Regions from separate parts of the Homo sapiens genome. Here regions 2, 3, 4, 5 and 6 are each linked to region 1. Evidence: chromatin loops called from intact Hi-C (ENCODE). Cell type or tissue: mammary epithelial cell. All regions are shown on one strand.

The links. Peaks named below come from ENCODE experiments on the same cell type or tissue, not always from the same donor. Only the 100,000 strongest peaks of a DNase experiment are listed, where the experiment ranks them.
Region 2: it touches region 1 in a loop (6-fold over the local background); 3 of 110 quality-filtered maps call a loop at or near these places.
Region 3: it touches region 1 in a loop (11-fold over the local background); 3 of 110 quality-filtered maps call a loop at or near these places.
Region 4: it touches region 1 in a loop (10-fold over the local background); 5 of 110 quality-filtered maps call a loop at or near these places.
Region 5: a loop joins it to region 1, with 14 times the contacts of the local background. A loop is called at or near these places in 6 of 110 quality-filtered maps.
Region 6: it touches region 1 in a loop (18-fold over the local background); 6 of 110 quality-filtered maps call a loop at or near these places.

What each region holds. Positions count from the first base shown.
Region 1 is chr1:217,657,964-217,662,963 of GRCh38, reverse strand. The region is part of intron 3 of SPATA17 (spermatogenesis associated 17); the gene reads right to left. Among named protein-coding and RNA genes, the nearest start is that of SPATA17, 29 kb to the right of the region's middle. RefSeq lists an enhancer at 1,858-3,057. In mammary epithelial cell, a CTCF peak has its summit at 1,982; a DNase peak (open chromatin) is centred at 2,413; H3K27ac peaks cover 2,639 bases.
Region 2 is chr1:217,331,762-217,336,761 of GRCh38, reverse strand. No RefSeq gene overlaps it. Among named protein-coding and RNA genes, the nearest start is that of GPATCH2, 300 kb to the left of the region's middle. In mammary epithelial cell, CTCF peaks have their summits at 2,626 and 3,861 (motif pointing right); no DNase peak of the experiment used is centred here.
Region 3 is chr1:216,308,400-216,313,399 of GRCh38, reverse strand. All of the region lies in intron 9 of USH2A (usherin), which reads left to right. Among named protein-coding and RNA genes, the nearest start is that of USH2A, 110 kb to the left of the region's middle. In mammary epithelial cell, a CTCF peak has its summit at 2,451; no DNase peak of the experiment used is centred here.
Region 4 is chr1:216,959,035-216,964,034 of GRCh38, reverse strand. It overlaps a transcript of ESRRG not described here. Among named protein-coding and RNA genes, the nearest start is that of ESRRG, 240 kb to the right of the region's middle. In mammary epithelial cell, a CTCF peak has its summit at 2,347; no DNase peak of the experiment used is centred here.
Region 5 is chr1:217,428,778-217,433,777 of GRCh38, reverse strand. It overlaps GPATCH2 (G-patch domain containing 2), which reads left to right. Exons shown (of 10, transcript NM_018040.5): 10 at 2,413-5,000. The coding sequence ends at 2,633. Among named protein-coding and RNA genes, the nearest start is that of GPATCH2, 200 kb to the left of the region's middle. In mammary epithelial cell, a CTCF peak has its summit at 2,199; no DNase peak of the experiment used is centred here.
Region 6 is chr1:216,747,723-216,752,722 of GRCh38, reverse strand. The region is part of intron 1 of LOC124904512 (a long non-coding RNA gene); the gene reads left to right. It also overlaps a transcript of ESRRG not described here. Among named protein-coding and RNA genes, the nearest start is that of ESRRG, 27 kb to the right of the region's middle. In mammary epithelial cell, a CTCF peak has its summit at 2,516 (motif pointing left); no DNase peak of the experiment used is centred here.

The DNA of each region.
Region 1 (5,000 bases):
TTGAAGTTTAGACCCTAAGGAAAAAATATATATATGTTTCAGTTTTCTGGTATTACACTAAAAGGTGAAGAATGCTGCCTTATTATCTTATAACTGATTTGGAAGTCCTATAAAGAAAAATATCAAAAATATTGGGCATTTTCTCATCTAAAAATAAACATGTGTTCATCTAATGAAGAGAAATAAAAACATCTGTGAAAGCAACAATGTCAATCTCTTATCACTTTTAAAACTAGTGACTGGTATTTTATACATTTTTGCCAACCATGAAAAGATCAAATTGTTGGCTTTTATCGTAACAACATACAATGGAATTTGATGGTACATGTCATCATTTTTCCCATTTAAAGTTAATAAAACTTTCATTGTTCCTCTTTTAAATAATCATATATGAAAACATTGAAAGAAGTGTTATAATGGTAAGCCATGTATGAATACTGGGAACCTTGATTTCATCAGTATATAATGTTATTTTTATAATTTGAATAATTTCTCTTTTTAATCATAATCAATCTTTGTAAATTAAATAGTTCTACCATAGGCTATTAATACATTTCAACAAAAAATTTAATTAAATTGAGTTTTAATGTGGTTGCCATACATATGTTATTCACTAGATGATCTCAATTTAAAAACGTAACATTGACCTGTCTAGGACTACAGTTATATATAATTATTTTATAACACCTCATATCAAACTAATTATATACTACAATAGCCTTTATACTTCTCTGCTCTCAGACTATGGTGATTCAAAAGTAGCACATCTGATATTAAACATAATGTAAATTGGGTAATGACAAAATATAAAAAAGGAAGGCAAATTTAAAAATATAACAAAATGTATACAAGCCATCCAATTTAGTTTTTACAGATAAATGCAGTCAGGGAACTCTCAAATTGTTAGTGCTCTTAAAAGAAGCAAATGAAAGGATATTTCTACATTTTTGTGGTACTATTGCTTAAAAGAATGACTTATTTTTATTTCCCCATTTATGAAACGAATGGAGTAAGGAAGGGGTAAGGAAAAGCTAACTAGAACACTACACAGCTAAAACAAGATGGGTCCCCAAATAGTAGGACTATTTGATTGTATAATGAAATGAACAGGCCACAGTAAAATTAAACCAAGAGTTCAGCATGCATAAAATGCATGTGCACTGAGCACATGCACCAGGTGACAATAAGTTTGTTACCAATAAAAAGGAGAATCAGAGCACATCCTCAATAATAGGAAAGAATTTTCACAGTTGTGACCCAACAGTTCTGTACCCCTAAGATAGGCAAATTTGGGTTATGTTGCTAGATATAGCAGTATGAAAGTCAGCAGAAAGGCCTAAAATGGAAGTTGAAAAGAAAAACAAAAACAACAGTCATACAGGAAGCAAAAAAGAGGCAAACAAATCACAAAACAAGACTGGAATAGCTCTATTATTGTGGGTTAATGAAGTCACTGCAATGCAGAGCACATGACTCTTTAGGACTTGATAAGCTATTTGATGTCACCATGAGAATTATTTAAAAGCTGGATATAAATATTTGGGTATAGGAGAATTTTGAGGAAAGTTGACTTTCCTCACTAAAGAGATCCCAGAACTTCTATCTTTTCACAGTCCTCTTTCTGCTTGAACTTCACATTTGACAACTCCAAGTTTCCTATAAGTTTTCTCCTCTAATTCCTGTGATATAACATCACTGTTTTCCTGTTTATTCTTATTTTTAATTCCCTTTCCTCTTCCTAAATTCTACCTAATGCATTCCACAAGCCTCAATTCTTAGACACCATTCTGTACTGTTCACATACTTTTTTCATTAGGTAGAAAATCCTGTCATCTTATAACTATGGATCTAGAACTTTTATCTCCAGTGCTGATCTTTAATCTAAGCTCCCATTCAATAGCTTGGTTTAACAAATATTTGTTGAGTTCTAATTTTGATGTGCCAGAGATTTTGCTGAGTTTGCACCATCGCCTTACAAGATACCACCACATGGAGGTGTCCTAACATCATCACAAACTCCAAAAGCTCCAAACATCTTTTTGTAAGCATAACCGAGTAACCCATTCAGAATGTTTCTTATAAACATCCTTGCTTTTGTTATCATTATAACTATCAATCAGCTTTGCTGAGATAAAAATACAACCATTGCAGTAGGTTGCAAAACAACAAAAGTTTATTTCTTACTCACACTACATGTGAGCTAAGGTTCCCTGTAGCTATGTCCCACATATCTCTTCGTCTCAGCCCTAAGGTTGAAGGAGCAAGCTGGATCTAAGGTATGCCATTCTTTTGCCAGAGGAAAAGACCGAGAACACCTCTTTAAAGCTTCAGTTTGGGTGTGGCATATATCCCATCTGCTCACAACACATAGACAAGCCCCACATCGGTGGGATGAGTATGAATCATCCTTTTTATGAAGAAGGGGAGATGGGATGACTAATTTTGAACAAGAATACAATCCACCCTGGCACATACTGATGTTAATCATCATCTACATTGGTCATAGCAAACATCTTCCAACTTGTATCCCTGTGAATCATTTATCCAGTTGGTAAAAATTTCAGTAGGCCTTTTATGTGTCAGTCACAGGGATATTTTTGAGATATAATTAGACTCATCACTGCTACTCAGGAGCTTCCAATCAAATGAGAGAGATGTAAATAAACAAATGTATCAGTGAGAGAAATGCCTACATGACAAGCATTTAAGAAGACAAAATTAATGTTTTCAGTATTCCCAAATTTTACTTTCTACTAAGATTAGGAAAAGTTGATCTTCAAGTAAAGTCTTGAGGGATACGTAGGAAATAAGACCAATGAGAGGCATGTTAGAGTGAAGAAAAGCATTCCAGGCAGAGGGAACAGCATTTGCCAAAAATCTTTGGGTGATAAGGACACTGCATATTTGGGCAATGGCAAGTGGTTGAATACGACTAAAGCATATTTACATAGGTATAGCAAGAAGTGACATTAGATAAGAAGCAATGGTAAGACCATGGAAGACCTCACATGTCATGTTAAAAAGCAAGGACTTTACATTGTATGCTATGGGAAGGAGGACTACAGGCATGGCAGTAAAATGATGCAGTTTAGTTTGGAATCAAGAGGCTTTTAAGAGGGAAAGTAAAAATGATTTGATGACCAATAGAAGGTGAGATAGGGAACAAGAGGTGGTAGAGAGTCTAGGATGACTGTTTCTCAGGGTTCGATTTCTGGTTGAATTGCAGTACTATTTACCTGAAAAAAAGAAATATAGGACGAGCCAATTTGGGCCACCCGAGGGACATCCAGAGAAGATGTTTAGTATTTAGTATGTGGATCTATATAGATATATATGGATCAGGAGCTGAGAACCCTAGGCACATCATTTAGTCTCCCTGAGTACCAATTTCTTCATCTATAAAACAGATACCACCTGCACATTCTTCTTAACAGAACCATTGCTCATGACATAATGAGACAATGATTGTAAAAACTATTTTTAAGTAAAAAATTCCTTTAAAAATATATTAATATAAAATTATTTTATAAAAGTCACACTGAACTCCTTACCAACCTTCTGTTATTCCCCACTGTCTGCATAATCTAGAGCAACTATCTAATTTTTTCTGTATATGTTATGCTCATTCCTAATTTCAAAATTTCATTCATGTTTTCTTCCCAAGGGTTAGCTGAAGTGTCATTTCCTTGACCTTCAGAGCCTATGTTAACTTCTCACCTGAATACTTATTACTTCTATTTGTGTGTGTGTGTGTGTGTGTGTGTGTGTGTGTGTGTTTTGATGGGCAAAGTCTCCTTTAAATTGAATTTCTTTTTAAATTAATTTATTTAATAGATAATACATGCACATTGTTTAAAATTCAAACACTACAAATGAGTTGACATTGAAGTCTCTCTCCCATGCCTGTCCCTCAACTACTCAGTTCTCTTCCCCCCAGGCAGTAATATCATCAGGTTTTTCATGTGTGATCTTTCCAGAGATCCTTCCAGAGTCAAGAAAATTAAATCAGTGGTTTTCAAATCATGCCCTCGTGGCTCAGGCGACAATAGAAAACACAGGGAAAGAAATGAAGCAGTTGCATTTGTCTAGCTTCCAAAATAGTTGCACTGCCTATATTTTATGTGGGTCTATTTTGCATACTATAAGGGAATACTGAGACAGACTAATTCATTTATTTATTATTATTTATTATTATTATGATTTTTTGAGATAGAGTCTCGCTCTGTCGCCCAGGCTGGAGTGCAGTGGTGAGATCTTGGCTCACTGCAAGCTCCACCTCCCGGGTTCACGCCATTCTCCTGCCTCAGCCTCCCGAGTAGCTAGGACTACAGGCACCTGCCACCACGCCCTGCTAATTTTTTGTGTTCTTAGTAGAGACGGGCTATCACCATGTTAACCAGGATGGTCTTGATCTCCTGACCTCGTGATCTGCCCGCCTTGACCTCCCAAAGTCCTGGGATTACAGGTGTGAGCCTCCACACCCGGCCCCAGACTGACTAATTTATAAAGAAAAGAGGTCAATTTGGCTCATCTGTATGTGGTATCAGCATCTGCTCCGCTTCTAGTGAGGCCTCAGGAAGCTTTTACTCATGGTGGAAGGTAAAGGGAGAGCAGGCATGTCACATGGCAAGAGAGGGAGCCGTTCAAGCTGCCAGACTCCTTTAAACAATCAGCTCTCATATGAATTAACACGAGAACTCACTCATTACTGTGGGGAGGGGACCAAGTCTTTCATGAGGGATCCTCCCCCATGACCCAAACACCTCCAACCAGGCCCCACCTCCAACACTGGGTTATATTTCAACATGAGATTTAGAGGGGACTGATATGGTTTGGCTGTGTCCCCACCCAAATCTCATGTTGAATTGTAATAATCCCCATGTGTCAAGGGTGGGGCCAGACAGAGATAATTGAATCATGGGGGCAGTTTTCCTCATACTGTCCTCATAGATAGGGAACAAGTCTCACAAGATCTGATGGTTTTATAGGGGGCTTTTCCT
Region 2 (5,000 bases), 330 kb after region 1:
GAGTCCAAACGAAGAAGATGAAATGTTGCCACAAACTGAGGTGGAGGAGAAACGGAGGAGAGGAAGGGAGGCCTTGTTAGTTTATTAGGAGTTTGATAAGTTTTACAGAATTCTAAAATATTAGAAATCAGTAGGACTGAAGGTCTCTCTTTCTGTAGATGAGAAGACAAGCAGAGAGAGGTTAAGTCTATTTCCCAAGATAAAATAGCCAATTAGTGGCAATATGACTCTTGCCTTGCCTTTTCCCATTCAATCCAGTGATGTTCTACTAGATATTTCTGAGCTCAGGTGTCAAATTCATCTTTTTTCACATTCCCTCTGCTCTACATTAGGCCCTCATTGTCTGCCATCCAGACAATGAAATATCTACCTTCTTGACTTTTTTCTTCCAGTGTTTTTTTCTCTCCATTGTATCATCCCCCAAAATAATCTTCCCCATTAAAAGCACCCTGTACCAAAGTCTTTGATGGAACCCATGCCTTACTGAATCAAGGCCAATCAGGCACAGCATTCAAAAGCTTCCTAGATCTGCCTCCAGCCTGTCTTTCCAGACTCTACATTTTCTTGTGCATCCTGTACTTCCATGGCCCCACCCATGCCTTTTACAGGCCAACTCTAAGTGTTTGCTCATGCTTTCCTCTCTGCTCTCATTCAACTAACACATACCAGGGACTATCTTAAGCATAGGGGATACAAAGTTGACCAAGATATGCAAGATCCTTGTTTTCTTGGGAATTATCTTCCAATATAGAGGTTCCCAAATTGTAAGATGCAAATTAATTATGTATATGCCCAAAATACTTATTCCTTCAGCCTTCAGAGCAACAAAGTTTGTTCAGCTTTGGTGGGAACCTGTGGCCAACTGCCTTTGGTCAGTGTCCTATATAAATATTATCATTCTCTTTATGTGCTATGACCCAGAGAAGATTAGGAAACACAGTTCCAGTAAGTTACTTGAATACCTTTAACTTCCTTCACTGTCTATCGAAATCATACCCATTTTTCAAGATTCAGATCAAGTGCAAACTTCTCTATGAAGCCATCCTCAACGTCCCTCATTGGAAATTTCTCTTCTGTATATTTATGTTTACATCCTTCGTATATTTATTCTATCAATACGTATTTATTGGCCACTCACTGGGAATGCTAGACATAAATTTAGGTTTTGGGATTACAGCAATGAAGAATTTATGGCACTTTCATTATACCATAAGCATATTGAGGACAGGAACCATTGCTTAGTCATCTTGGTATCCTTATCTTCTTGAAAAGATTTCTTGATTATTTCATTATTTTCTAGATCTATTCCAAAATATCTGCTTAATATAATACTAATAATGGATTTCTGTGCACTCTCATTTAATCATCACAATAATCTTATGAAGTAATTATACTTAATCAATATGCAAACCGAGAAAATTGAAGCACAAAATTGTTAGTTAACTTCTCCAAGGTCATCTAGGTGGAAGGTGACACGGGTATTCGATAAATCCCTCATGAGTTGAAGTACTTCATGTACTTAATCACATCTTCAGGGGAAGGTAGTACTTACAATATAATTACTAAGAAATTTCTGGCATATTTTAGTGATTTTTGAATCCAAATAACAACCTAAAAATCTGCATAATCACTTTATCCCCAAACTAAACCTAGATATTAACCCTGGGGAACTGAACAATAAACCATCTGCCAAACCAACACAAGAAACATAGGATGGTTTAGCAACACCCAAGCAGTAAGGGTTTCATTTGAAAATAAGTTTTGTGCCAGAAGAGTGATGAAACTGGCTATCTAACTCTAGAGGGTTATGCAGCCTTTATAACAAGAAGTAAATAAATAACATCAGTAGTTTAATGATGCACCTACCTAAGGGAGGAGAAGGGATCGGGGGATCTCATGTGCTCTTTCATTCTTTAGGGCTCTCTGGTCATTGCTGCTTTCCCACCTTTACTTCGTTGTATAATTCTTTTGCAGATAAAATGCAATGCCAGTGGGCCCACCCATCTCTGCCTTCTCATTGAAAGGTAGAATCTCTTCAGAAAAATGCTGTGTCAAGAGCAATATGCCACAAAAACTAAAGACCACAAGAAGACATACGAAAGGACTAAATCTGCCAAGGGAGGATTTGGGTAAGGGAGAATGTAATTACCTGAGTTGGAACTTGGCCAGCAAACAAAGATTAATGCAGAAACAGGAAGGCTTCTATCCTGTGAGAAGTTCCAAGCAAGCCTTTGGGACCAGAGGTGGTCAGGGCCTGAGTGTTACATTTCATTTGATTTCTTCCATCCCTGGGAACACAGTGGCCCCTTGCTGAAACATTAGTTCCAAACTGACTTGAAGAACAGCCTTGCTTACTAAAGCATCAGCATTATCAATTACACTGGACAGTCTAGGAAGCAAAAGGGATTTAAGTGTTGGCAGGATTATGAAACGCAATCCAGTGTATGAGGGGAGAGGAAGGGAGGAAGTGCTATTTCAGAGGCATGGACAGCTTGTACTTAGCAGCTCCCCAGTGGCTCTCAAATTGTGTCCCTCCTTTTCCCTCTGTCTCCACCACCCCTTCAAGCTTTTTGCTTGGTATTTGTTATTTTGGGCCCAAATTGTTGCAATGGAGACACGAAACTCTAGGGGGAGCTCCAGCCTCCCTGGTGGGGTCTATGCCCTAGGTTGGGAGCAGAAACTCGAGATGAGGCCTCCAAATTCACAGTTGATGAGCAGTGTGGCTAGAACCAAAAACCTGAACGCCGTCCTCTGTCAGGAGCGCCTCCTTTTGATTGCTCTACTCTCTTGTAGAATTCTATCTATGTCATGCTGTGGCAAAGCAGCCTGGGACTTCTTACAGAAAAGCAAAACAGTTTAATGATGAAAAGCAAGGGCAGGTTACCAGGGGCTTGGGGGAGATGAATGGTGGTGATGGTTGCACGATGCCAATTAATTGTACTTAATGCCACTAACTGTACAATTAAAAATGGCTAAAAGGCATATTTTACCACAACTTTTAAAAATGCTGAAGTATATATTTTACCACCATTTTAAAAAGTCTTTCATTACGAGTTTGAATAGATTCAAAGGTCTAAATTCTTTGGTATATTGTAATAGTGGGATCTTTAAATGAAGCTATGACATCGCTCTTAAAAAACAAAATAATCAAACGTCATTGGAGGCATTTAGACCTGAGTGATCCTCTCAGGTAAATTTCCCTCCAAATTTACTCTCTTCACAGGAAATGTGCTCAGAGAAAGTCAAGATTGGAATCTACCCTGTTATCTTGCAGAAGAGAAAACTTAGACCAATGCAGCAACCCAACTAAATCTCAATCTGCTGTTCCCATGGTCCTGGAATCTTTATCTGCACCTTTGATGCTGTTATTCATTTCCACGCTTTTGTTATGCTGTTATTCCAACAAGACTCAACTCAGGTGTGGGATAAGTTCAGATCCCTCTTCTCTGTGCCCAGCTGCATTTGTTCTCTTTCTCACTAAATTAGACAGTGAACTTCTAGAGTGTAAGAACTATCTTTAAATCCTCAATACATAACCTGGCACATAGTAGGTGCTCCAGAAATATTCGTCAAACTCAACTTTACATGCTATGAATCCCTTAAACATATCCCCTTTCCCAGTTTCCACAAAGACACCAGAATATCCAAGTTTAGAATATGGCCCACCCTATGCAAAGATAACTAAAATTCCTGTGCAAATAGATCGTTAAGTATGTAGATGAGAGAACAGGGGCCGGGAACAGAACCAAACACCCAAACCCTAAATACAACTCTTTAAACCCGAAGAAAGTTTCACAAAATGATAATCTTCCACCACAGCACCAAAGTAACTTGGCTGTTTCATTCACTCCTGCATCCACCTGATGTCACTCTCACTGCCCAGTAGAACAATGTGTCAAAGGCTTTTGGTCACAGAGCTCCTACATTAAGAGCCTTTGGAAAAGCATAGCTATACCTGGTTTGGGAGGAGTTGAAGGTTCCCTGAAGACAAAGAGCTATCTACAATGCATCATCCTTCTTGGTTCTCTCTTCCTTACTCTAAGAACAAGATACCCTCAGCCTGTTTCATTTCCAAGTTCTTTGTCCTGAAAACACTCAGAGAGACATCTAGTACTTGTGGAGCTTGGCACTGAGCCAGGCCTGAAAGAGTGAATGTTACTGTCTGCCTGGGAATATGGACTTAAGATGAAATTCAGGAGATTTCCTTCTTGTTCTCATCCCATAGAAACTTATTGTTTTTCTGCTGTGAATTCTCCGTTTTATGAATTGACCAATTACATTTTCCCCCAAGATAGAATTTTGCTATATGCTAATTTGTAGGTCCTGAAAATGCAAAAATAAAACAAGAAACATAGGCTTGCCCACTGTAACAGTTAAAAAGAATTGGAATATCTGGGTTCTATTCCTGGCTCTTCTACTCACTTGCTAGTTGACCTTAAATGGATCATATAAACAGGCTGTCTTTTAAATGTGGATTTTTAACTAGAGCGCATATGTGAATAGTTTTAGGGTCATGATGAAAAGAATTTGGCAAGCTTTCTAGAGAACTTTTAAGGAAAATTCACAGCATAAAGCCTGGCTGGCATGATTCTCTTTTCCAAACCCAATTAGTGACATAACTTTGGGAATTCTCAGCCATAAATATACAGGAGCTGAACTCTCAGATGCACTTTCCTCTCTTCCCTCTTTCACCCAGTAGTAGTCTCATCAAAATGCCACAGGACAGAGGACAAAATATTTCGCTTCTTTAAGCCTGGGTTTAAACATTGTTCACAGTGAAACCCAGCTCTCCCTGTGAGCTCTTCATTGCCAAAGTCCATTGGCCAGGATGAAATACTTTGAGGACGGTCATCTGCTGCTCTGTGGAGCCCTGATCCTCTCACTGCTGTCTGCTTGCAGCCTGAGTAGCAAACACTTTGTGTCAGTTCACAGACATCTCTTGGTGCCCCGGTCCAGATCAGATCTGACGCTGCTGCAGGATTGTGCTTATTTTTCCTCAC
Region 3 (5,000 bases), 1.3 Mb after region 1:
TACTTGTAAAGTTCACAGCCAATGAGCACAGGGCTCATTAAAAACTGAAAACTAATCCTAGAATCATAGAACAGGGGTCCCCAACCCCTGGGCCACTGGTCAGTAGTGGTCTGTGGTCTATTAGAAACCGGACTGCATAGTAGGACGTGAGCAGCTGGTGAGCTATCATTACTTCCTGAGCTCTGCCTCCTGTCAGATCAGCAGTGACATGAAGTTGTCATAGGAGCATAAACCCCATTGTGAACTGTACATGTGAGGGATTTAGGTTGTGCACTCCTTCTGAGAATTCCTGATGCTTTGAGGTGGAATACCTTCATCTTGAAACCATTCCCCATGTGCTGCCCTCACACCCAGTTCGTGGAAAAGTTGTCTTCCACAAAACCGATCCCTGGTGCCAAAAATATTGGGGACCACTGCCATAGAACGCTTTCCCTCCCCTCTCATCTTACCACCACACCATGAAAGGCCTGTTTGCCAGAGTTCCCTTTACTCAGTACATCATGTCTGGATTTCAACAAAAAGTTACAAAGCACACTAAAACACCAAAAACAAACAAACAAAGAAACAAACAAACAACCTCACAGTTTGAAGAGAGAGAGCAAAAATGAGAATGAGACTCAGACATGGAAAGGATATGGAAATTATCAGACCAGAAACTTAAAGCGGCTCTGATGAATACACTAAAGGCTCTAATGGAAAAAGTAGACAACATGCAAAAATAGATGGCAATATAAGCTGAAAGATAAAAATTCTGACAAAGAAGCAAAAAGAAAAGCTAGAGATCAGAAACACTTTCATAGAAATAAAGAATGCCTTTAATTGGATCATTAATATTTGGGGACAGCTGATAAAAGAATCTGAGTTTGAAGATGTGTCAATAGAGACTACCAAAATAGAAAGGTAAAAAGAAAAATGACTGAACAAATAGAGCAGAATATCTAAGAACTGTGAGACAGCTACCAAAAATGTAAATACATATAATGGGGAAGAAGAAGAAGAAGAGAAAGGAACAGAAGAAATATTTGGAACAATAATGACTAAGAATTTTTCATATTCCAAATGCAGAAAAATCAAAGTTAGGGAAAAATATCTTAAAAGGAGCCTGGCTGAAGGGGGAACATCTAGCCTATGAAAAAGCAAAGATAAGAATTACATTCTACTTCTCCTCAGAAAGCATGCAAGCAAGAAAAGTGGTTAAATAGTTAGGTGTTGACAGAAAAAAAAAAATCCACCTAGAATTCTGTATCTTGCAAAATTATCCTTTAAAAGTAAAGGAAAAATACTTTCTCAAACAAAAACCAGTAGACTTTTCTTGCCTTGCAAGAATGTTAAAGGAAGAACTTCAGAGAGAGAGAAAAAATGATACAGGTCAGAAAACTCAGATTTATGTAAAGAAAGGGAGAACATTAGAGAAAGAATAAATAAAATAACTTTTATTTTTCTTATCCTTAATTGATCTAGTAGATACCAGTTTGTTCAAAATTATAATAAGAACAATGTATTTCATTATTATAGCATGTGTGTAAGTGAAATGAATGATAGCAACAATACAAGACACCAGAGGGAGGAACTAGGAATACTTTATTATTATTAGGTACTCATGCCACCTTTTAAGTGGTATCGTGTTATTTAAAAGTCAACTTGGAACTCTCGCATGACATTATTTTGTCTTGATAGTTCAAGCTCCACCTGCGGTTCTCCCGTCCTCCATGCCAGGTGTCAGGGGCTGCTCTGGATGTTAACTCTTCCGCCCCATGACTTCCAGTTCCAAAATGGCGGCACAGAAACAAGCTGCCATGCCACAACCCCACCGCGCCCCTCTCCCGCCAAAAAGAAAAATTAACAAATATACATTGCTGAGATTATCACCAGAAATTGTCACGATAGTCCAGAACTCAAATATGAAGATATAACTGTTCCCAGGGCCATAAGGAAATGAGAAACACCAAGTGGATGGTAAGAAACCTGACTTTCACATTTGTAGCACTCGTTACCCCATTTTGCCTGACACCAAATATGCAGAAGATTTTCCTCCAACTCACTTTTTTCTACACTGGAAAAATTAAGATTGAGGTAAACAACCAGCTTCCCCAGCCATTCTGGGTTACCGGAAAGAGACCTGTCCTATCCATGCCTCAACCCACTGGAAGCGTCATGAGTGCCTAAAGGGAGACATATTCCTGAAGATAGGCAGAGACAAAGGGGGATGTAGGTCTGTCATCCCCAGCCTGGGAAAGTCTGCTCTGTAACTTGACCAATGCAGACACAATGTCAGAGTAGCTGCTTAGCAGCACTATGATGCAGGAGGATTATTTCACTGTTCTCCTCGGCACAAACCCTTAGGCAGCCTTCCCATACTGTCAGGATATTCCCTTTGGGACCTCTCTTGTTAAGAAGGGCACAATTGGATTGTTTACTGAAGCCAAGGCGAACCTGGGCTTAAAGCGCCCCCTATAGCTCCCTAGAGGAAGCAATTTAGCAGCAAAGACATAGATGTATGTCCACAAGAAAAACAGCAGTAGGAAACTATGATGTCTCCAAACAGACAAAGCAGGGAACCAGGGACTGGCCCTAACAAGACAGTAATATGTAAGCTCCCTGACCACGAATTTTAAAATGCAGTTTTAAGAAAACTCAGTGATCTCCAGTAGAACACAGAAAAATAATTCAGAAATTCATTAGAGAAATTTAACAGAGATTGAAATTTTAAAAAATCTATCAGAAACCTTGGAACTGAGAAATAAATTTACCGAACTGAAAAATTCACTAGTAGCTCTCACCATCAGAATGGATTGAGCAGAGGAAAGAATCAGTGAGCTTGAAGACAGAATATTTGAAAATATATGGTCGAGGAGAAAAAAAGAACACAAAGAAATGAAGATTTCCTACAATATATAGAAAATTATTAATACCTCAAAAGGCCAAATGTAAGAATTAATGGTATTCAAGAGGGAGTTGAAGAGGAAGGATTAGAAATCTTATTCAACAAAATAATAACAAAAAATTCCAAAATTTAAAAGTATACTTGGATTAGTTATAAATGTATATTATAAGCTTTATAGGGCAACCCCCAAAAAAGTTTTAAAAAGGTATAGTTGATATATTTAATACTTACAAAGGAAAGAAAATGGAACCATGTAAAAATGCTCAACTAAAACCACAAAAGGTAAAAAGTATATAGAAAACAAGAATAGAAACAAAGAACAAGGGCAATGAATAAAAAGTAGTAGATATTAATCCAACTATGCCAGTAACTACTTTGAGTGTCAATGGTCTAAATATACCAATTAAAAGAGAGAGATTGTTAGAATGAATTGAAGAATAAAACCAGCTCATTTTATAATGCCAACATTACCCTGTACCAACATCAGACAAAGAAATTACAAGAAAAGAAAACCACAGACCAATAACTCTCATAAAAATAGATGCAAAAATTCTCAACAAAATATTCAAAATAAAACTATTAAGCAATGTGTAAAAATAATTATATATCAGAACCAAGAGGGATTTATCTCAGGTTTGCAAGACTGGTTCAGCATTCAAAAATCAGCTAAAGTAATTCCTCACATCAACAGGCTAAAGGGGAAAAATTACAAGATTATATCAATAAATGTAGAAAAAGTATTTGACAAAATCAAGCATCCATTCATGATCAAAACTCTCCACAAATAAGGAGTAGAGGAGAACATACTCAACTTAATAGAAAATATGTATAAAAACCTAGAGTGAACATCATACTTAAGGATAAGAAACCAGAATCTTTCCTACTAAGATCAGGAATAAGACAAGAATGTTTCCTCTCAGCACTCCTTTTCAACAACGTATTAGGAAGGAATAAAAACAACAACCTCATTTCAAAATAAGGCAGTAAAGGAGAACGAAAGAAAAAGGATATATAGAAAATAGAAATTCCAAATAAATAAACAATCACAACAAATCTAAATGTGCTGAACATATTAGAATTATGAGACTGTCTGGCTGAAAGAGAAAACAACATCCACCTATTGTCTGAGCAGAGGCTGAATTAGGGCAAGAGAATGTCTTAATCACAAACTTTACAAAAGCACCAAAAACACCCTATTAAGCAAGATCTATAATATTTTTATGTTATATTTCAAAAAGTCAAATGATTTAGAAATGTATAATTAAAAATCAAAATTTTAAGTAAAGACACATTAGTGTTGCTTGTTTTATGGTCCTGTGTTATTTTGTAATGGGAGCTGTTGTTTCTAATCAGTCCATAATTCCTACCTACCAGTTTTATAAGGTTGGCATGTACCTGTCTCATAGAAGGTTTTACAATCGTCTAGAAACAGACTAGGCATGATGGGACATTATACACAGCTATTTTTTTAAAACTGTAGAGTGTTTATTAACTTTTTCCATTTGGCTCCAAAGATTGGTAAATATTTTCTAGTTGTATACAGAGGTTCGTATTTTTCCTTTGCCCTCATGCTGCAATGCAGCTCAGCATGGTACTTGTGCTGAGGGTGTGAGAGACATACTCAAAAAACAAGCACACTTCAAGTTTGAAAATTTAAGAAAGCTAGCATGAGCTACATAAATATTAGGCAAAACAGACATTACTGTTTCATTAAAGAAAAAGAGGCTTATTGTATAATTATAAAGTATAAAATTCTAAGTTTACATGCATCTCATAATATAGTTTCAAAAGTATAAAGCAGAATTTTATAGAACCAGAAAGAGAAATTGGCAAGTTCTACCATCAGCATAGAAGAATTTAATACATCTCTTATTAAAAATGTCTTTTTATAAAAAGAAAGAAAAGCTACATACTAGCAGTTGTCATTAGCAAGACAACACATATATAACTGACAAAGGTAACATTTAAATTAAGCAAACTATTTGAAAAACAGACAAAAGAAGTGAACAAGTAATTCACAGAAGAAGCCAGAAGTGGCAACTGAAATGGTCAATATACATGTAAAGACATGTGCAACTTTACTGGTTATCAGTAAACTAAAAAAAAAGAATGTGAT
Region 4 (5,000 bases), 700 kb after region 1:
TGCTGTTCTGTCTGCTTAGAAATCTCCAGGTAGTATCTTTGCCTGATTAATTCCTACTCTTTTCTCAGATATCTACTTTGTCTCCTCATCTTTAGGGAATCCTTAGCTGGCTTCTGTCTGTCAGTCAAATCTCTGTTTTGTGTACTTTCAGATCACTTCTTTTCCTAATGTGGCTTTGAGTAATGGCTGACTCTCCCACTAGACCGAGACACTTTGAGGCAGAGACTGTGTCTGCTTTAGCTTCTCCTCTGCCTTCCTTGTACTTTCCATAGAGCCCTGCACAAAGTTGGCCTCTGGTGTCCCTTATGGAAGGCATCAGAGAGCACAACGTGATTTTCCTCTTCTCGGGTTTCCCTAAGGACACCACTGCGTGGCTTAATATTTGGCAAAATGTCATCAAATTATTTTGTATAGATTGGTGGCTCATTTTTAAAAGCTTCATTTTAGGATAATAGAGGAGGATAGACAAGTCTTCATTCAACTTGTACGAGAGGAAGCCATCAAATGCTCTAGAATTACGTGGCTTGACTCTGTTAGATTCCTCAGGACCTCAGGAAACATGGTTTAAGCCTGTCTTTAGAAGACAGAACTATCTAATGAATTGTATTAACTTTGAGCCCAATTATTTTTATCCCGGGTGGCACCAAAAAGTGTCACATACTCTATGATTTTACCTCTAAGCAAGATTGTTTTCATTCTGTCAAGCAGTGGTGGTTTATAACCTCAGAAACCAACTCTGTCGCTTCCCTAGTAATCAGTGTCACAGCCAGGATGCTTGTCCCACTGCGTGATATACATTCCTTTCACTATAATTTCATAGACTCATTTCCTTTTGTTCTTTCCTCAGGGATAATCTGTTTTAATAATTATTCTTTAGGTAGATGAATCACATTTATATAGCGCCTTATAGTGTACAAAGTGCTTTAAGCACATCATCTCATTAAATCTCCAAACAACTCAGTGAGTTGAATATTATTTTCCTGTCCTTTCACAAAACAACCAAGAGAAATTATAGAACTTGTTCAGGGTCATATGGCTTGTAAGTGACACGTATGGGTCTCTAACCCAGGTATGTGGATTTCCACATTTTCACAATATCAGGAGCCATTCTCTGCACACAGGAACTGATATTCTACCTGGTTCTTTTTTAGACTTCCCGTCTTGTCATATTAATTGTATATACGTTCTCAGTTGCTATTTTCTACACCTATGTTCATGTTCACTGTTTTTTCTGAGCTCTAAGTTTTCTCTGCATAATATATTGGTTATGTAGTCCTGAAATACAGTGTCTTTTTAGAAAGCTTTAAAGTGATTAGATTTCAATGGTTCCTATACAGTGCACTTCTGTTCATACATTCTGGTAGCGTGCTGGCTTTGTTTTTTAGCAACAAGATTTGTTAGCCTAGCAGTGAATTTTATAATTTAACAATAAGAAAGAAAAGAAAAAAGAGAAAAGAAAAGAAAAAAGAAAAAAAAGATTCCTACTTGTGGAAACACACCATCTAATGGATGAGACAACAGATGCAGGACTTTACAGATTAAATTTGTAGCCTGAAATGTTCATTTACACCTCTGTCTCTGCCATGCTTTCAAGTGGGAACACGTTTTTAAACATTCACAGACAAGGGAATTTTAGGCACTTAGCTACACTAAGCCCTGTCTTCTTGGAATGAAGACAGAGAAGAAAGCAGAAAAACTCAAAGACTTGACCAGAGATTCCTAGTTGGGAGGAAATAACCAGGTCACCAATATTCAGTAGTACTTAGGCAATGCCAGGGTCTCACACTGAGGTTACCAGCTTGCCAGCCATCTGTAGTAAGGGAGCTACTCTCAGATTCTCCCAAACCACTTTCTTTCTCTCGCTAGTTCTTTTGATTCTTTTGTGTTTATTCCATAGTTTCGAATAAGAACAAAGCTTAAAAACTGGACTTTCTATTTGCAGTTAAAAAAATAGCAGAAAGCACTGACAATTTTTCTTTCTTTATGGCTGTAACAATTATGTCATGTGTGACTATAGGGTTAGAAGTATCAGATAATTTCTTAGGTAAAATAATTGCAATAATGATCCTGTAACAAGAATCATAGTGGGAAATTCCTTTAAAGTGAATAATCTGTGGTAAAGATTATGTCACAATTTATTTTGTGTGCGTATATGTGTGTGTTTTTCTCTTTTAGCCAAATGGTTTTCAATAGCAATTACTGAAGTGTCAATGACCTTCTCGTTCAATTGAATTAAAAAACTTAAATGAAGTTTTACTAGTATCAATCTTTGCTGTCATGCAGGTAATTGAGAACATGATATATGTTACAACAATGCCACCTATAGTTAGTAGCCTTTGTTTAAAGCAAGGTAAAATTTTACATATGCTGCCGTAGAAAACAGCCTAAAATAAAAGGTTGTTAATCAACAGTGTATCAAGTACCAGGTACCCTTCCAAGCTCTAGGAAGAAATAGACAAAAAAAAAAAAAAAATAAGAGTAAATTTCTCAAGTTGTGACTATGTCAGGGAATGTAGGAATATACTTAAAAAAGAAATCCTTAAGAAGAGGTAGTTTATGTTCTAAATATCTTCTAATAGTTTGTGGTTTCTTTTATTTTCTTTATGGTATCCTTTGATAAAAATAATTTCATATCCAGATAGACTTTATCATTTTTTTATGGTTGGTAATTTTTGCACTGGCAAAATAATTTTCTTTTTGCTGACTGAGAGGTCATAAAGATATTCTGTTATATTGTCTTCTTAAAGTTGTAGAGGTTTGCTTTTCACATTTAGTCCAGCTGGAATTTGTTTTGTGTGGTATAAGGTAGGGTTTCTTTAACGTTTAATCAGTTATCTCAGCACAATTTACAGAATAGTTCATCTTGTTCCCATGGATCTGCAATTTACTTTGTTAGATTCCAAGTTACCATCTGGCAACGTCTTTTTTGTAAACTCTCTATTTGGTCCCATTGATCACTTTGTCTCTTCCTCCTTGTATAAATATCATATTGTCTTACAGTAGCTTTGTAATATGTTTTGATGTCTGATGAAAGAAGCTTGCAAAAGGATGAGCAAACAAATTTGGTATGTTCCTACAAGGAATACAGTAGAGCATTAAAATCAATGAACCACCACAGCTATGTGCATTTACATGAAGGAACTGGGCCAGGCCTGGTGATTTATGCCTGTAATTCCAGCACTTTGGGAGGACTAGGTGGGAGGACTGCTTGAAGCCAGGAGTTCAAGACCTGCCTGGGTAACACAGTGAGACCCTGTCTCTACAAAATTATATTTTTAAAAATTAGCCAGGCATGGTGGCATGCACCTATAGTCCCAGCTACTCAGGAGATTAAGGCAGGAGGATAACTTGGGCTCAAGAGTTCAAGGCTGCAGCTAGCCATGATTATACCACTGCACTCCAGCCTGGACAACAAGTGAGACTCTGTCTCCACAAACAAACAAACAAACAAACACATGGAGGAGTCATAAAAGCGTAGTATTGAATGAGAAAACAAAAAACAACCAGAGAGGACTATAGATAGTATGATACCATCTTGAAAAATCCCATAGAAATAATCTAAACAATACCTCATTTAGGGACACATTCATGTAATCAAATTTCTAATTAAAACAAAGGAATGATATGCACACAATTTGAGGTGGTGTTTACTTCTGGTGAGGAATGCAGCTGAATGGAATTGAGGAAGGGTCCACAGGTAGCTTTGATAGTTTGGCAATGCTCATTATTTAAGCTGGTTGGTAGATCCATGAGAGTTTATTCTGTTATTATGTTTCATAACCTACATATATGATATACATGTAGTCGCTAATGATTACAAAAAGAAAATTCAAACACCATAAAATATGTACATAATGATAATGTTATAAAAGCATTGGAAGGGACTAGATTTTTTTTTACATTACAGACTTTATTCTTCAATGTTCTATTTGTAATTCAAATTAAATGTACATACACACACATATAATATTTAGGCAAAGTGATACAATATAATACAGTTTAAATACTGACTCTGGAACCGACCAGCTGTATGAATTTAACAAGTTACTTAAACACCCTAAGCCTCAATGTTCTTATCTGTAAAGTGGGAATAGTTCCTCCTGGAATTCTTGTGAGGTTTAACAGTTTCTCAGTAAGTGCTCAGTATAGGTTAGTTTATCTGTCTGTTTTATTATTACTTAAAAAATTCTCTATACATGTATATGTACAGATGTATGTATACATGCAGATGCATATATAAAATATATAATTTTTCACTTTGTTCTATGAAGTCTATTTGATTCACGTGCTCACTCAGTCTCAGTTTTTAAAAACTCTTTTAAAAATATTTATTTATTTATTTATTTTAGAGACAGGGTCTTGCTTTGTCACCCAGGCTGGAGTGCAGTGCCACAATCAGAGCTTACTCCTGCCTTGAACTCCTGGGCTTCAGGGATCCTGCTGCCTCGGCCCTCCAAGCAGCTGAGACTACAGGTGTGTACCACTGCATCCAGCTAATTTTTTTTTTTTAAGATAGGGTCCTGCCATGCTGCCCAGGATGGTCTCAAATTCGTGGGCTCAAGTGATCTTCCTGACTTGGCTTCCCAAAGTGCTGGGATTTCAGGCACGAGTGAACATTCCTGGCCTCATTTCTTAAAAATCAAATTGATTTGGTACAGTGTTTGGGAGCACAGTTTTAGGTGTTTTTTTTTCTTTTAAATAGATATATCTGCCGCTTTTAAAATATAGTTAAAGACTAAAATGTTATGACTTTAAGTTGGTAAAGAGTTCAAATATATATTCCTCTCAACACTTCTGGAGCATTAAAAACTTGTTCTAGGATCTGGGAATCAGTAGTGAGCAAAAGTTGTGGAATGAATGGTCAAAATTCCTTGTCCTCATAGAGCTTATATTTTGGTAGAATGAGATAAACTATAAATAATAGGAAGGAGAGAAGGAGGGAAGGAAGGAAAGAAGGAAGATAAAAGTGCAAAAGGGAGGGAAAGAGAGAGGGACGAAGG
Region 5 (5,000 bases), 230 kb after region 1:
GCTGACATTCCTTTTACTATTATTTTATTTTTTACTGTGAAATACATAGTTCAAAGAATACACTTAAAAATGTATATGTACAGTTTGGGTGTGGTGGCTCACGCCTGTAATCCCAGAACTTTGGGAGGCTAAGGCAGGTGGATCACCTGAGGTGAGGAGTTCAAGACCAGCCTGGCCAACATGGTGAAATCCTTTCTCTACTAAAAAGTACAAAAATTAGTTGGGTGAAGGCACACACCTGTAATCCCAGGTACTCGGGAGGCTGAGGCATAAGAATCACTTGAACCTGGGAGGTGGAGGTTGCAGTAAGCCAAGATTTCACCACTGCACTCTGGCCTGGGCAACAGAGTGAGACTCTGCCAAAATAAATAAATAAATAAATAAATAAATAAATATATATATATATATATATATATGAACAGCTTAAAGAACAATAATAAATTGGCCATTTGGGTAACCACAACTCAGGATAAGAAAGAGAACACTACTATACTCTGGAGTTTCATCGTTAATATTTTTGTTATTCTTATTGATGTTTGAGATCCAAGGATCCTTCTCTGCTGGTACCACCATTCTGAACATAGTCTCAGAGAAAGAGTAGGACAGAGAGTTCCAACTTTTTTTTGTAGTTGGGGAGAAGGTGCCGTAATAATCCTGAGTCAGGGAAGAAGAAAACTGATGATGGGAAAGGGATAGGGGCAGGGTGAGGTGTAGATTGGTGCTAAAGAGACTCATGAAACTTTGAGAGAAGTAAGTGGTTATGTCAACAGCTGACCATTTCAACCTCTGTCTAGGAAGACATGGTCCACATTTCAGAGCAGAAATATGCTAGAGCCAGGACTCAGCTGCTATACCACAGGCATTCTACTGATATTTGGAAAGTGTAGTATAGGAGGCCTATGGAGGGAATGGTGTCAAACTCTGTGTCCCTGTAAATTTGAGCCCTGGTGTAAGAGATTGGACTGGGCCGAATATGTTCTCACTAAGACAAAGGTTCTTTTAAGATAGACTTTCATCTCTCTTTTTTTTTCTCAAAGACTGCAATATTAGTTTGTCTGTTATTCACTTTCTTCTAAAAGGGGAGTAACCATAAGAAATGCTCTGATAATTAAGACTTCTGATTGCTTGTATTGGTTAGCTCCAGATTTACTATATTCCCTTTTCATACACCATAATCTAATACCTGCTGCTAGAGAAGGAACAGAAATGAACCAGTCAAGGAAAGAGCCAACCTATACCACACCTGGGACAGATCAACCAAGGCCAAGGACAAGCCCAAGCTTGCAATTGAAGGAAAGAGCTCAAGTTCTTGTATTTTTTGACTGTTATGGTGTTTGTTAATTTCTCCATCCTTGGATTTCAGATATCTAGTACTTCTGAGTTTTTCCCTAGAACAAAATATACAGTATCTATGCTCAACTTTTTCTATAAGAGCCTACAAAAAAAATTCAAAGTCTATTTTTGAAAATGTCATCAAAGAGAAAATGCTTAAAATAGATGCATTTCTCAATTACCTGCTAAGAAAATATGGTAAACAACATCTATATCTAAATTTCATGTTAAGCACTAACCAATCTCCTTTTTCAAATAAGGAATCAAGGGAGGGAAGGAGGGAAGGAGGGAGGGAAGGGAAGGAAGAAATATATCTATCTCTGGAGGCCTATGAAGGGAATTGTGGTCTATGTACCTGCAAATGTATATAATATATTTTTTAAGTTTTATAATATATATCTCTTTAATATTATTTTCCTCTATTTTCTTTCTACTAACTTATATAATCATTTAAACATGGCCATGGAAGGAAAAGGAGGAAAGGAACTAAAGGAGGCATATGTTACAGACTGAATAATAAATAACAAGGAGAGAGATTATAAGAATGTAAATTCCTAGGAATTCAAGATGCCACCAGTTGTGCTTTTTGTTTGGTTTGGTTTTAGTTTTGGTTCTGTTGAATGTCAAGGTCATGGGCAAATGTGAGATATTACAATATAGGTTGGTGATTTTCTGAATAATCCATAAGGCTAACATGGTAATGAAAATAAATCCATTAGTAGAGTACTTTATGGTTTACTGAGAAGTTTCTTTACATACATGATCTCATCTGTCCTACAAAGTTCTGTGAGATAGGCAATGTAGGTTGTATTATGGCTGTTTCACAGATGAGGAAACAAAAGCCCAGAGAGGCTGAATAGCTCACCCTGCTGTGAAGTGCTAGAATTGAAATTCTAAACAAGATCTTTCTTCCATTGTTCTCTCAACTACAAAAAGTATCCAAAGATGAATACGCAACCCCCTCTAGTACCTGGTTGAAAAACAAAACAAAACAAAACTTAGGAGAACATCGTTTTCATAGCCTAATATCTTCACCTGTGTTCATACTGATTAATGTGTGCTGTTGTTTTATCATTTCAGGATTTGTAGGTGAAAATGCCCAGCCAATCCTAGAAAATAATATTGGAAACCGAATGCTTCAGAATATGGGCTGGACGCCTGGGTCAGGCCTTGGACGAGATGGCAAGGGGATCTCTGAGCCAATTCAAGCCATGCAGAGGCCAAAGGGATTAGGACTTGGATTTCCTCTACCAAAAAGTACTTCCGCAACTACTACCCCCAATGCAGGAAAATCCGCCTAAGAAAAGCAAAGAAGAAATGTTTTACAGACTTTATTCACTATGTCCCATTGTTCTAAAATGATAACATGACTTCTGTTTTTGAAGCAAAAATCTACATTGCCTCAAACACATCACTCTAGCTTCCTTACTGCATACAGTCCTGCCATAGTGAGAGAAATGGGATTTCATCACAATTCATGGTGCTAAAATGAAAACCTCTGCACTTTAATTTTTTTCAGTAATTTCCAGCTATTTCTAGGTATAAAGAGCAGCTCGTTTCTCTTATTTATTTTAGTCTCATGTGTCAATACTTTCCGATGCTTTGCTTAATTCATGTATGTGTGCAGTGCTGCAATGCCCAGACAAACGTGAGCACACCCACCAGTTTCTAAAATGGAATAGACAGGAAAAGATTGTGTTTTATATCATCCCTATCTATTGTAACCCAAAAGACCTACCATCGCATCAGTGAAGTCCGAACACATCTTTGTTTGAAAGGCTTGTCAATTTCATATTCCTTGAATTGGCTTCTTGGTGAGGATTTTCTGACAGAGTGATACCCATCAATTTTCTATCCTTAGACAATGTAGTGTGAAGTTCACAGTTGACAAACAACAATTAATGTTTCCCTTGGATGTTTTGACAAAAATAAACCTCATCGTTGTTATCACCAGAGTGCCCTCTACCTTACTTTAATGCAGATTTTATAAATTTTACCTCATTTAGAACATAAAATAATTATTGAAAGAAAAATGTATTTTTTAAATTCACCGTGATTGAACTGTAAATTCTATTAATCCAGATGTACTTCTACCTCTGTTTTCCCAAAGATTGATATTATTTTTAAGATCAACTCAAGTGTAGTAAACGGATTTAAAATTTTAATCATTGGAGTAATTTATTACAATATTGAATCAATTTACATGAAAAGTTAAATGGCTCTCCCAGAACTCAGATTTCTGGCAATGACCCAACCCATTTAGAAGGTGAACAAAAGAAGTAAATGGTACTGATTTGCCCTTTCTAGGACCCAAGATGTTACTTTAAAACCTAGCAAAAGAGGTCGTTTGTATTACGTGCCTAGTATTGAGCTGTTTCTGAGTCATTTGCTTCATAGTATCAGAAATTCTAAATTGCTTTTAGTTTAGAAGATCTTTATTTATTATCTTCATTATTAACAACTTATTATGATGATGATTATTATCATTCTATTTATAATGGCCTTTGCTGGTTGAGTAAAGACTGAGATAACACATGTGAATCACCTTTCTAATGGGTTTTTAAAATCTTGTCACTTTCCAAAAGAGTTTTTTTGTTTCTTTTTTTTTTTTTTTTTTTTTGACAGAGTCTGCCTCTGTCGCCCAGGCTGGAGTGCAGTGGCGCACTCTCGGCTCACTGCAGCCTCCCCCTCCTGGGTTCAAGTGATTGTTCTGCCTCAGCCTCCCAAATAGCAGGGATTACAGGCACCCACGACCATACCCGGATAATTTTTGTATTTTTAGTATAGACGGAGTTTCACCATGTTGGCCAGGCTGGTCTCGAACTCCTGACCTCAAGTGATCCGCCCACCTTGGCCTCCCAAAGAGCTGGGATTACAGGCATGAACCACAGCGCCCAGCCCCCAGAAGAGTTTTTAAAAGGTGTTAAAGGAGGTTTATGCACGTAACAGACCTTTCTCAGGTGGTCCCCTAAAAAAAATCCTGCCAACTAGGGAGGGGAAGTCCAACCTGCTATTTGAAAGCCTTCACGGTTTGCCAAATGTACATTTCTTGAGAATTATCTTCTTTCCCAGGGATATTGTACCTAGAGGACAGGTTGGTTAGGGAACTATGGACGACCAGAAGAGATGTTCTTTTGAAGCATTCTTACTGGATAAAGTAACCCCATGGTATCATTACTTTCTACAAGTTTTTTACTTACAAATTTGCCATTTTTTTAACTGATATTTTCTAAATGCTCATTCTGTCTATGTAGCCGGGGGGAGATTATATACAAGTTTTAAAACTTCTTTGTGATAGTGTATTGTGCTCTGGGGTCTATTCAAAATTTGGTGTTTGAGGTTTTGTTAATTTGATTGCCTGGAGATCTGCTAAAATCCTAGAATCTCAAAAAGCCAAGTTTGAAGCCACTGAGAGCAAACAATGAGGTCATTGTTAGCCTGGTTCCACACTCCTGAGGACTTGGCTGTTCTTTTTCACCTTATTATGTTCTAATGGAAGTAAAAACCCTCATAGTGAAGAAGAGCAGTATATACACCAGACTAGTGTATAGGAACTTCTTCATTAAATATTGCAGTCCTTATGAGTGCTCTTTATTGTTGCTGTTCTGGACAGGTACAAATCTTCTGAAGCAACTTCTGTGGGATGTTAACTTAGCTTCTCTAACACC
Region 6 (5,000 bases), 910 kb after region 1:
CTGTTCTAAAATACCCTAGTATAGGAAGAAAGAAATGTCTCAGACTCAAGCAATTAGTAATTACCATCATACTGAATCCATGCTGGGCTAAACAGTTCTTTGATTTGGCCAGTTTTAGTTCAAATGCCCAGAAGTTCTTTCTGAAGAGAATAGGACCTCTAGCAGTGTGTTCTGAACTGCTTTCCAGAGGTAAAGGGAGGTATGTTTCTCCTGTTTGCTTCAGGAAAGAAACATAAGTAAAAGTAAAGTATTCATTCCTGTCTGGCATTTTATCAACTTCACTAAAAAACTTTTATTTTTTGTTCTTTAGAGGCAGCTGAGATGAATTGTTGCAGAGTGCCTACCTCTTCAATAAGAAATTCATTCTCTCCTGTCACATGCACCCGTAATTTCCATTGATAGAACCTTTCAGAAAATGGAAATGAAATGTATCTGAAATTTCTTATACAGCTAGAAAGCAGAGAAAAGCGGAATCTGCTCTCTTGCTATTGAAGCAAAGGAAAAATTGTACATTTTTTTTACTGGATTTTTTACAAAAATACTTAACTCTTTTACATCTCAGTTTCCCAATCTGTTAAATGGGAATAATAGCCCTTCCAAGTGCTTGAATATTCTAGGTTTAAAAGGCCAAGTGAGCTTAGAATGAAAACATCTATTTTCTTTCAGTGCTGTGGCTAAGGACGCCTTGAAGTAACCAAGCCACAGAGCAAGGATGATGGCCTTTATCGTGTAGAGAGTGGACGACCAGATGGCAGAGCCCATTCTACATAATGACTCTCACTCTGGTGGTTTGTAATTTATGAAGTAGCCTTCTAATCAAAGGCGCTGTTGGCTGCCAGAGAGCTCAGCCACAGCATGGAAATAGCTTCTTCCAAAAAGAAAAAAATATATATATCAGCTGAATATTCTTCCATCTAATACGATAAACAGTCTAAAACACAAGAAAGGTTATCACCAATGATTCTGATTTTTATTTTGTAAACCTTGAGGAAAGAAGCGAAGGGACAGGTTATCTAGGGAGGCCTTTTCCCTTGACTTTATCAGGGAAGAAACAGGAACTATTCTAGCCATCTTGTGTCTTTTGGGTCTACTGGTGGCTCCCAGGCCCTGATGCCTAAGCAGGGAGGAAAAAAAGGGAAAAGAATAAAGGGAGTGGAGGGGCAGGCAGTGAAAGGGCAGATGAAAGGGACAGGAGAGAAATGATGAAAGGGGTTTGCACAGCTGGGCTGAGGCAAAATACCCCCCACCAAATGTCAGTGGTTGCTCAGAGACATCAAAAAGGCACTGGAGGAATTTCTCTAATTTCCATAACCAAAGTTAAAATAAATCAGAAGTATGATGAATATGGTAATAATTCTGCAACCTCTTCTCACAGTCCCTAAGATTTTGTCCCTTCATCTCTTTTGCTGTGACTAGCATTTCTATTGTTCATGATCCCAGTTCTTTCTCTAATATGACAACAGCCTCACTAATCTAGCTATAGCTGAAGTCATAGTTTCCAAAGAACTTCACTTGATTTAGAGACATACACTGCCCCATTTTCTCTTAAGCGTGTAAGGAGACTAAGAATAACCCATCCACTACTTGGTGTTGGGTACATTTTCAATCTGGCATGCCAAAATTCCCAACTCCAGGGTGAGAAATAAATCTGTTTCTTTGAATAGCAATGAGAAAGATGGGTAAGCATTTTAAAAGGGTAGATGATGAGAGCGGGTAGCAGTGCTAAATGGAATTTTATGTTCTTATGAACCATTCAGTATAAAATGATAGGGTGTTTTCTGATTAGGTGATTTTAACTTTTATGGTGAGAAAATGGTTAAACACAGAGCACTCTCCTAAGGTATTTCTTATGAAGCCTTTTCTTCTTTACTGAAAGCACATCAGGGAAATGGATGATGCATCTCATTTGATTCAAGTGAAACAGTTTAAATTGTTATGGCTTTGAGTTTTTTTTTAAAAAAAGGTAAATAACTCTCTTTAGTGAAGAACTGTATCACAGTATGTTCTTCTTCGGGTGGTGGCCTGGTGCCTATCAATGTATTAATTTGTGACATTTGATAAATACATGCCACTGGACAGTAGGTTGTCAGGACATATATTTATAAAGGGTCCTAGCCTATAGAGTTTTCATTTTTAAGCCAAGATCCTAGCAAGTAGCATCATCTCTGAATGAATTGTATTTAAATAGGGTTAGAAAGAAGATCAGTAAGGTAAGAAGATATGCTTTAAGAACAGCCATTCATAATCAGAAAAGCCAGGAGATATTTTTTTAAAAGACCACAAACTATTAACTGAAGAACAGCTTTTTAATGCAGAGCTTTGAAAACTGGACATAGAATATCAACTAATAGAGAAAGAAAAGAGGTAGCTTTCTTAGGAGAGAGAAAGTCTATCACAAATGGAATGTGGTACTGAGAGGTTGGCTAGCTGGAAGGCAAGCCACAAGTAGAAGAGTGATTTTGTTCTCTCCGAGGCGATGTCTGCCAGATTAGAAGCATCAGTGCCCTCTATTGTTCACAGGAGAACTGCAGAATTGCCTGAGAACACAGGCCAGGCATTTTTTGCCTTGTAAACAGACTTCTCTACAAACTGCAATGGATGATAATCAATAAAGCTGAAGGAAGGGAGGGAGGAACGAAGAAAGGAAGGAAGGAAGGTTGGTTGATTCATTTGTGGTCCTCTTTGTAATGTTTGAGCACTATTGTCCAAATGCTTAAAACATGAAATCTTTAAAATGTTTTTCCTAGACTAGCTATTTGAGTTTATTAACATAAGACATATTCCTCAGAAAAAAGGTGCAATTTACATTTAGTGATAGATGGGGATAAAGTTTATGATGCAAAAATTCTTCTGTTAACTTCATTATACTTATTTTTTGTTTGTTTTGATAAACCTCTATTTGCCAATTAGCATTTGACTAACTTAGGTAGAAAAATGCTGATATTAATATCTAGTTTTCTCCTTTGCGTAATTATACTTCCCAGTAATGATTTCGATCTGTCATCATCATGGAAAATATGGGGACTGGAAACTTTTTTAAAGCTAAAATAATATTAAAAATAGCATTGCTCAGCTATGTGTTTTACCAAATTAAAGATTACTGCAGGAATGACAACTTCATTCAAGCAAATCATTTGGAATTACATTAAACAGCTGCTGTTAAACAGCTGACGACAAAAGAGACCATTTTGATCTCCACAGCACAGGGAATCTAGCAGGGCGCTCCCTGCATGGGGTTATGAAGAACATTGTGCTCCTGTGGACCCACACACAGCGTATTCCCTATCGCGCTTGTTGCCAAACACTGGGCTCTCTAATCACTTTGTATTCAGTCAGAGATCCAGGAAGTCCAAATCCAGCCAGACAAATGCAGAACAGCTTAGCAGAAGCAGCTTTAACAGGTGCCGTCGGTATGGTCTTAGGGAACCTGAGAGACACGACAAACCATGGGGAGCATTGGTCATTGGTGTCAGTTTGCCCAGCGCACTGGATGGCACCAGTCACTGAACAGCAGTTTGCCACAGAGACCAGTTAATTGATCCTTAAGTGATGGCATAACAGTGCAAAAAAAAAAATATTTAGACACCTTAACTGTGCAAGTTCCCAGCAAACAGGCTGCTGCTGGGTCTCTTGCCTGCTCTCCCTGCTCCTTATAGTGCTAGAAAGAGAATGGACTGGAATAAAGAGCATGGAGCCATGACAAATTAAAAGGGATGGATGAGAGATTTGATTTAAGCAGGTGTTGTCTTTCTACGTCGACCGTAGGCAACTGAAGATTGCCACCCCATAAGCATAGACTCAAATGGATGGGCCCCTCCCCAGCTCTGTGCCTGTCTATAAGGGTATGTGGTGCCCCCAAGGAGACCACACTCACATACCATGTTTTGAGATTATTTCTAGATGGAGACAACCACTGCACTCAGATGTGAACTTGCTTTCTGTGCGTCGTCTGCCTCAATAACAGCACTTGATTTAAGTGAGTTTGAAAAAGTTGGCTGGCCTGACAACATCCTTCCAGATTCTGTCACTTTATAAACACAGGGATGACTTATATTCCCCACAAAAAAATCAGAATTTGTGTATTGGCAAAATGTTCATGAACTTACTTGTGTAACTTGAGCAAACACAAGAGAAATAAGAGGTTTCTGTGTGTTCAGATACAGCAAGTTGCAGAAGAAATTTGAAAAATCTGCATTAAGGTGGACAACAGCCTGTATAAATAGTTCTATTAATATTTAGACTCTTGGCTTGGTACTGATAGTAAAAGGGAGAGAGAGAGAGGGAGAGAAAGCAAGGCCACATTTTAAATTATTTGGAATTTCTGGCAAAGTGTTTGCTTCTGCAGTTGGGAAAACATTTGACTTTCTTGTATGTTTTTCTTATTCTGCTACTACTGCATTAAAAAAATGGGGTCCCAGACAGATTAGAGTAGCTAGGCATTCTGGTGCCACAAAATGTCCATTTCCATTCCGTCTGGGTAGCATGGATTAACTAGTGTGATACTTGTAACCTGTTCTGAGCAAGTGTGGATCTAGGCTATACATTGACAAGTGAATTGAGAGTCCACTGCTTATGAGGGATTCCAGCTTTACCCTCTGCTTCCAAAGCTTCTTATTTTCTAAACTTTATTTGTAAATCAATAATTACATCCCAATATAGTCCTATCTGAATGCCCTACATTTTAAGAGTAATAACTCTATTTCAATAGTATCTTTTATTAAAGTTCATGTTACTGACATCATAGAATTAACCTTTATACAATCACCTTTCTAGTTCATTTGCAAGAAACTAAAGCAAAATGGAGTTGATAGAATAAGCAACATTATAGGCAAAATGAGGGAGGAAACCTACTGGATTTTATTAATTATATCTTAGCCTCCTGAGCACTGTTGTTTTTTGAATTATGCCACATACTGTTTTCATAGATTAATAATATTTTAAGGTTTGAATAGACTTTGTATAAATTAGTCCTTTTTTCTCACAGTAAAGTTGGTAGGCTG